Linked DNA regions of Homo sapiens: region 2 is linked to region 1. A link is a contact called in ENCODE Hi-C or POLR2A ChIA-PET data. All regions are on one chromosome and are shown on one strand. Each heading gives the region's core, a stretch centred on a gene start or an enhancer-like site at or near the end of the contact. The rest is flanking DNA. Distances are from core to core; before and after follow the strand shown.

Region 1 (4,163 bases), core at 1,171-3,670:
ACAAGAAGCTGGTGGAGCAGAGTGTTCCCTGACTCCTCCAAGCAAAGGAGACTCCCTTTCATGGTCTGCTAAGTAACGGGTGCCTTCCCAGACACTGGCGTTACCGCTTGACCAAGGAGCCCTCAAGCGGCCCTTATGCGGGCATGACAGAAGGTTCACCTCTTGCCTTCCACTCACTTCTCACAATGTCCTTTCAGCACCTGACCCTATACCCACCGGTTATTCCTAGGTTATATTAGTAATGCAACAAACAGTAATATTAAAAGCTAATGATTAATGTTTATAATAATTGATAATTGTCCATGATCATCTCCATAATTTGTATTATGACTGTTCTTATTGTAACGATTTTATTATACTGAAATAGTTTGTGCCTTCGGTCTCTTGCCTCGGCACCTGGGTAATTCTCCGCCCACAGGACTACAGGCTCGTGTCACCACACTGGGCAATACAAAAAATACAAAAAAAAAATTTTGTATTTTTTGTAGAGACGAGGTCTTGCCATATTGCCCAGGCTGGAATTCTTACCTTTGTTACTGTATTTAACGTATCTTTTTCCTCCGGCCATCTTCATGGTTTTCTCTCTGATTTCCACAGTTTGAATACACTGCATGTGTCAGGCAGGGGCTCATATTTATCAAGTTTTGTGTGTGCTCTGAGCTCAGGTCTTTCATTATTTTGGGAAAATTATTGGTAATTTTCTCTTCAAACATTTTTTATGATTTGTTCTTTCTTCTTCTTTTGGGAGTCCTATTACATGCATATGATATCATTTGATATTTTCCCACAGTTCTTGGATGCTTTTTTTAAAAAAAAACTTTTTTTCTTCTTTATTTTCCAACGTGGGTAATTCCTATTTTTCTCAGCTGTGTTGATCCTACTGCTGCCCCATCAGAAAAATTACCTGTTATCAGCGTTCTTCCTTTCTTATAATTTGATGAGTTTCCTCCTCATGCATATTGTTCACCTTTCGTACAAGAGACCTCCACATATTAATCACAGTTAATTTAAATTTCCAGCCTGTTTCAATTTCTCGATCACCTCTGAGTCTAGTCCTGTTAATTGCTTAGTGTTATTTTTTGTTTTTGAAACAGGGTCTTGCTCTGTTGCCCAGGCTGGAGTGCAGCGGCGCGATCTCAGGCTGTTCCCTGAGTTCACACCATCCCCCTCAACCAGCAGATTGCAAAGTGTCCGAGTCGGGCCGTGCAGGAGTCTTTGTGGGGGTTTCATGGACTCCGAATTCTCATTTCTGCTCCATCCCCATCTCATGAATCCAAGGCCCCACTCTGTGCCTCGGCTCTTCGTTTGTGGTGCTGAACGTCATCTACGTCATCTACGCCATCTACGTAATCAACACAATAAAGACGCCTGCCGGGAACGCGGCCCTTCGGCTGAATCCCTTCGGTGGTTCCAAGGCCACTGCCAGAGGATGCGGACGGGTCTCCAGGGCCTCTACTTACCCAGGACTTTGAGGCACATTAGCTTCGCCTAGGCACTCGCTTTTACGAATTCTTATGTTTGGTTTTGTTTTGAGACAGAGTCTCGCTCTGCCGCCCAGGCTGGTTAAAAGATAGGGTCTCAGCCGGGTGCGGTGGCTCACGCCTGTAATCCCAGCACTTTGGGAGGCCGAGGCGGGCGGATCACCTGAGGTCCGGAGTTCGAGACTAGCCTGGGCCAACATGGCGAAACGCTGTCTCTACTAAAAATAACAAAAATCATCCAGGCGTGGTGGCGCGCACCTGCAATCCCAGCTACTCGGGAGGCTGAGGCAGGAGAATCACCTGAACCCAGGAGGCAGACGTTGCAGTGAGCCGAGATCGCGCCACTGCACTCCAGCCTGGGCGACAGAGGGAGACTCCGTCTCAAAAAAAGGAAAAAAAAAAAAAAGAAAAGAAACAAAAGTGATGGGGTCTCGCTCTGTTGCCCAGGCTAGTCTGGAATTCCTGGGCTCAAGCGACCCTCCAGCCTCGGCCTCCCAAAGCGCTGGGAATACAGGCGCGGCTACCGCGCGGTCTCCGGCTGCCGAAACACCGCCCTGCGCGCGGACCGTTCGGCCGCCGGGAGGAACAGCGGCTGCCCGGAGCTCAGAGGCGCGCGCGGCTTTGCGCTCCCCGCGGCGCTCTGAGCCTGCCTCGGCTTGGTTGGCCAGGTGGTCTCTTCAGGACCAACCCCAGTCATTCCCGGCAGGAACCACGCTTGAGGGGCGGCAGTCTGCCCGCGCGAGACGCCCCCGCGGACTACACCGCGGCGGCAAAGCCAAACGCAAAAACTACCTCACCGCGCGCAGGCGCCTCCCCCAGGACCAACATGGCCACGACGCAAGGCCTCGACCTGAGGGGCGTGGCCTGGCCGCCGCCAGCCAACGGGTGTGCGCGCCTGGCCGCAGCCAATAGGAAGGCAGCGCGGGCTCGGGCGCAGGGAGCCGCCGCCGGGGCTGTAGGCGCCAAGGCCATGTCCGACTCGTGGGTCCCGAACTCCGCCTCGGGCCAGGACCCAGGGGGCCGCCGGAGGGCCTGGGCCGAGCTGCTGGGTAGGTGGGCGCGGCAGGCCGCGGGAGTGGGCGGCGTCCGGCCCGGGACGGTTTCGCCGGTTCCCCGATCCCTTCCCGCCAGAGCCTCCGCCGGTCGGATCCCCGGACGCCGCGCCCGGGGGGCTGTGCGGGGTGGGCGCCCGGCTGGGGCGGCGCGGCTGCCTCGGACCCGGCCCCTCCTGCGCCTGGGCGGACGCCCCCAGCCGCCGCCCGCGGGGCGCTCCCTTCTTTCCCGAACGCCGCCCCCGCCGGCCGCCCTGTCAGGCGGGCCTGGGGTGCGCGGCCTGGGGCTCCCCTCAGCGCAGAGGCCGCCCCTCGCCAGCCGTCCCCGGGCTCCCCTGCCTCGGGCCCTCCTGGGCCGTCTTCCCCGGCGTCCGCGGTGGGGCCGTCTCCGTTAGTTTCCCGAGACCTGCGCCCTGGGGAGGAGCCCCGGCCCCTCTTCGGGAGGGTGTCGCTGGTGGGTTTCTCCGCGGCGTCCACCTGCGCGTCGGGCCGGGGACCCCGTGTGTGAATTGTGCTGTGATGGTTTCGAACCGACTTCTCTCCGTAGCGGGAAGGGTCAAGAGGGAAAAATATAATCCTGAAAGGGCACAGAAATTAAAGGAATCAGCTGTGCGCCTCCTGCGAAGCCATCAGGACCTGAATGCCCTTTTGCTTGAGGTAAGAGGAAGCTGGTGTCCGTCTGCGGGCAGATTTAGGTTCGGGGTTTTTGAGTCCAGCCACCGCACAGCTTTCCTAAGAAAACACCCGAGGCGGCGGGCGCGGTGGCCTGGCCCGCAGAGGGGAGGGTCGCCTGAGCCCGGGAGTTCTGGACCAACCTGGGCAACGGGGTGAGACCCCGCCTCTTTTATTAAAAACAAAACAACAACAACAAAAAAACAGGCCGGGCGCCGTGGCTCAGGGCTGTAATCCCAGCTTTTGGGGAGGCCAAGGCGGGTGGATCACTCAGGGTCAGGAGTTCGAGACCAGCCTGGCCAACATAGTGAAACCCGGTCTCTACTGAAAATACAAAAATTAGCTGGGTGTGGTGGCGCACGCCTTTAATCCCAGCTACTCGGGAGCCTGAGGCAGGAGAATTGCTTGAACCTGGACCCGGGAGGCAGAAATTGCAGTGAGCCGAGATCACGCCCCTTGCAATCCAGTCTGGATTACAGAGTGAGACTGTCTCACAAAAAAAAAAAAAAAAAAAAAAAAAAAAAAAGCCGGGCGTGGTGGCTCACGCCTGTAATCCTAGCCCTTTGGGAGGCCGAAGTGGGTAGATCACTTGAGGTTAGGAGTTCGAGACCAGCCTGACCAACATGGTGAAACCCCGTCACTACTTAAAATACAAAAATTAGCCGGGTATGGTAGCAGGTGTCTGTAATCCCAGCTGCTCAGGAGGCTGAGGCAGGAGAATCGCTTGAACCTGGGAGGTGGAGGTCGCCGTGAGTGAGATCCCGCCATTGCACTCCAGCCTGGACGACAGTGAGACTCCCTCTCAAAAAAGAAAAAAAGGAAAATAGCCCAGTAGGGAAGCATTACTTACACACAGGTTGTGTTTATGCACAGATCTTGAATTTTTTTTATTTTTATTTTTTATTTTCATTTATTTTTTTTGAGACAAAGTCTCACACTGTAGCCTGGGCTGGTATGC
Region 2 (4,163 bases), core at 662-3,161, 200 kb before region 1:
ACAGAATCCATGCTCGTAGAAAGTTGTGCTGGGGGCAAAGTGTGAGAAATGAAAGAAGGCCTGGTGGACCTAGGTCTTCCTGTCCAGCTGGGGGAGGAAGTTGCCACATGAGCTGGGTTTGCTCAGGCCTCAGGCACCCACACAGTGGTGGGAATCTGAGAACCACTGTGATGAGAGACTTCCTGTTTGCCCACCTAAGTCCTGATTGTTCTTGGAGAGGAGCAGCCAGTTGGAAGAACTGCATTGGCTCAGCTTGCACAAAGCAGTGATTTATTTATAGTAAGCCCTGAGGCCTCTGTGAAGTCTGGCTGGTCACTGTGCCTGGGCAACCAGGAGCCAGCATCACTGTGCCAGACTCCCTTGGCCTGAGAGGGGCCTCCTCCCCCTGGGACAGGGTGGTCAGACAGTGACGCTGGAGAGCACAGTGGGGGTAATTATTATAATTTAACACTTACTTCACAAAACCAATATGCTAGCAGCTTCATGCTGATTGGCTTTTTGCTTCAGAAGTCTGGATGAGTGTCCTGAATTAAATAGCTGTATTAACAATAATTCCTTTCAGCAAAAAGGGCAAGAATAGGAGGGTTAGCTCAGGATAGCCTAGACAGGGTACTCATTTTTCACAAGCTAAGAGCAATCCTGGTCTGTCGGTGTGGGCTGCAGAGATGAATCATTCAGGGAGCCCTGAATTGCGGCTCCCTGGGATCCCGACAGGGCCCACTGCGACCTGTTCTTTTCATATTGAATTCGAGTTCAGATTTTTAGAAAAGAGCCTTTTCTTCACATATGTGGCTTAAGATACTTTCATTCAGTGTCAAGCTGTGCAGCTCAGAAACCCAGATAAATGGCATCTGAGTTTCCTGCAAAATCCCAGAGCAAATGTTAATACAAACAAACCGACTGCCCTCTGTCTGATGTCTGATGCTTCCTGCCACCCACTATCCACCAGGTAAACCGCCTCAGGCCACGGCATCAACTCAGTGAAGGCCTGGATGCTGGGTTAACAAGAGTGTTTATGAAGACTAGACTTTTTCTTTTCTTTTCTTTTCTTTTTTTTTTTTGAGACATACAATCATAGCTCACGGCAGCCTTGGACTCCTGAGCTCAAGCTGTGCTCCCACCTCAGCCTCCCAAAGGGCTGGGATTACAGGCATGAGTCAATGCTCCTGCAAACGGACTTTCTTTGAGAGATAAATATTGAAGTACTTACAAATGCAATGATCTAATGTGTATATAATTTGCTTCAAAATGACCCAGCAGTGGAGGGAAGTGAATGAGGACAGAGAAGCAGTGGCCCAGGCCAGGAGCTGGCAATCGCTGAATCTGGGCGATAGGGACATGGGGGTCAGTTTCATCGAAACTGCCTTGGCGCTCTCTGCAGCCCGGGCCCGCCGCCCTCTCCTTACCTCCCATCCCCCATCCCGCCCCTTCCAGCCTCCCAAGCACACGCCCTCGCCCCCACCCGCCCCCCGCGTTAATTCGCGCCATCCAGGGCGCTCTGTGAGTCTGTCATTACCCAGCGCGAGTCAGGCCCCTCCTGTGCCCCTCGCCAGCCCCGAGGGGCGCCCGCACACAGTCGGCGCCCCACACGCAAGTACCTGGAAGAGAACAAGAGGACGCCAGCGGGCGCGGCCGCCAAGTGAGTGCGCAGGAGCCCCGGACGCCCGGCCGGGGTCGGGAGGGCGCAGCCAGGTCCCGGTGGTGTCCGCGGCGGGGCGCGGCCCGCGAGGGAAGGGTCGGCGGGGGAGGGGTCCGCTGGGCCAGGGGCCAGCAGGGGGCGCGCGCGGGCCGGGGCGGGGCCGCACCTGTCCTGCGGCTGGGGGGGCGCCGGGAGGGGGCCGGGGCCCGGGAGCAGCTGCGCGCCCCGCCCCGCCCCGCGGGCTCCTCCCTGCCGCCGCGGCCCCCCGGTTGCTGCCCCGATGCGCTGCGCCCGGAGCCGGGGCCGAGTCGCTGCCGCAGCTGTTGGGGCGCCCGGGCCAGGCGACGCCGCCGTCGCCCGTGCCCCTCCCAGACCGCACCGGCCGCATGGAGCCCCCGGAGGGCGCCGGCACCGGAGGTGAGTTCAGCCCCAGCCCCCGAGACCCCCGCGCAGCGCTTCCCCGCAGCGAGCCGCAGCCCCTCCCCCCAGGGCTCACCCTTCGCCGCTCCCGGGAGTCGCGAAGACCCCTTTGGCAGCTCGGGGTCGTCCGGCGGGCCAGGGGCACCTCCCGGGCGCGGTCCCCGCGCGGGGCTGGGGGCACACGGACCGAGTCTCCGCCCCCTTGTTCTCTGCGCTCCCGGCCCGGGAAGCCGTGCCCGGCACGCTCCTTGGTGGGTGGCCCGGAGTTTCGTCCTGAGCCCCCTCCCAGCCAAGCCAGCCGGTGACCCGGGGAGCGGGGGAGGGGGGTTCCGGGGCTGGAGTTTGGGGTCCCTGTCGGTGGGGCGTGAGGGCGACGCTGGCCGCTTGCAAGCGCGTCCGCTTTGTTCGCCCAGCCGCGAGTCCCGGGGGGCGAGGGCCGTAGACTCGCGGGCAGGGATCCTGCCAGGGGCGAGGGGCTGAGATGGGTCTTGGGGATGTGGGGCATGCACGGGCGCGGCCTGCCGGGGACTCCAGAGCTGCAAGGGTGGCTGGTCCGGGAGTGGCCCAGGCGCACGCTCATCGGGGAGGGTAGGTGCGCGTGGAGCGCTCCCTGCCCTGATGGTGGAGGCCCTACTGCAGGACCTTGGAGTCGGTAACGGGAAGAAAGCTCTCAGAACCTCCCCCCTTCCCGATCAGAGACTTTTCCAAAAGGGCTTTCGGGGTTCCATTTGCCTAGGTAGGAACTTGGATGCAAACTGCAGACTCCTCCACCTGCCCAGCCAAGCCCACCACCTCCTGGTTTCCTAGAGCTCCCATTCCAGGGAGCCAGCAGGTGCCTGAGGGCACAGGCAGGCCAGCCTGCCGCTCTGGAACTACATGGGAACCTCTCAGTCCCCCAGCCGCACACAGTGGCATCCTCTGGAGCCCGAAGGGCTGTCCCCGGGAGGAGCAGGTCCACCCACCCTGTGTATCTGCAGTCCAAGGTATAGGGACAAATGCCCCAGGGCTGGTGGGTTTGGGTTTTGATTTGTCATTTGTGGGAGGGACCAGAGCTCTTTCTTAACACTGATAGTCCCAGGCTCCTGGGTATTCCCAGTAGCAGCTTTGTGGACATAGGAAGCCTGGAGGTTGGGAGTGAGGGCTTGGGGGTCTCCGAGCTGTTTCCAGCTGTGAACTGTGGGCAGTCAGGCCCCTGTGAGCCTCAATTTCCATTTCTGTCAGTGGAGACAGTTCTGCTTCCCCTGCAGGGCTGTGGGAGCCCAAGGCATTTGGGAGTGGAGGTTAATATGTTTTCCCTCCTCCTTTGGGAAAAAAGGAGGACTTCCCAGCAGCTTAAAAGGCAGAGAAAGCAGGTTCAGTTTCTGAGCCCATCAGTCACTGGCTGGGGGCTTCAGACACCTGACTCAATCAGTGCACAGGTATTTACCTACAGGTCGCAGCTCTGTGCAGTACCCTGCCTGGGGTGGGGAGTTAGTGGGAAGACAGGGCCCTGTCCTCTGAGGGCTCACGCTCTTGACACCAACTCCTGTTTCCTTGTCTGCAAAGTGGCCAGTGATGCCTACTTTGTGGAACCTCATGAGATCACACATTGGTGACTCTGTCATTACTTATCACTTACTTTTGAAAACCTTACAAAAGTAGAGAGAACGGCGGGACAAAGGCCCATGTGTGACATCCCAGCCCCCAGGCCCACAGCCTCCTCTCCAGACTACCACCAACCTCCCTTCATTAGTGGTTTGAACCAAATCTAGACATATTATTTCACTGATAAATAATTCAGAAATATCTGTAAAATATGATTTTTTTTTTTTTTGAGACGGAGTCTCGCTCTGTTGCCCAGGCCGGAGTGCAGTGGCGCGATCTCGGCTCACTGCAACCTCCACCTCCCGGGTTCACGCCATTCTCCTGCCTCAGCCTCCCCAGTGGCTGGGACTACAGGCGCCCGCCACCACACCTGGCTGATTTTTTGTACTTTTAGTAGAGACGGGGTTTCACTGTGTTAGCCAGGATGATCTCGATCTCCTGACCTCATGACCCACCCGCCTCGGCCTCCCAAAGTGCTGGGATTACAGGCGTCAGCCACCATGCCCGGCAAAATAGGATT

Evidence for each region. A loop is a pair of places that touch in the nucleus more often than their neighbours do. ChIA-PET counts read pairs that join two places held with the same protein, here RNA polymerase II (POLR2A). Pooled maps may share reads with other maps.
Region 2: a map with no recorded cell type shows a loop between it and region 1 (18-fold over the local background). The contact joins the promoter of DBNDD1 here to the promoter of FANCA in region 1. A Hi-C loop is called at or near these places in 3 of 37 single-sample maps with no recorded cell type and 10 of 50 pooled maps. POLR2A ChIA-PET finds 5 or more read pairs at or near these places in 6 of 52 experiments (A549, HCT116, HEK293T and 3 more).

What each region holds. Positions count from the first base shown.
Region 1 is chr16:89,814,904-89,819,066 of GRCh38, reverse strand. FANCA (FA complementation group A) reads left to right here and starts at 2,420. Exons shown (of 43, transcript NM_000135.4): 1 at 2,420-2,530; 2 at 3,081-3,190. The coding sequence starts at 2,452. RefSeq lists enhancers at 1,757-1,806, 2,192-2,486 and silencers at 2,347-2,636, 2,867-2,916.
Region 2 is chr16:90,017,204-90,021,366 of GRCh38, reverse strand. It overlaps DBNDD1 (dysbindin domain containing 1), which reads left to right and starts at 1,911. Exons shown (of 4, transcript NM_001042610.3): 1 at 1,911-2,056. The coding sequence starts at 2,026. It also overlaps a transcript of DRC4 not described here. RefSeq lists silencers at 612-906, 1,653-1,792.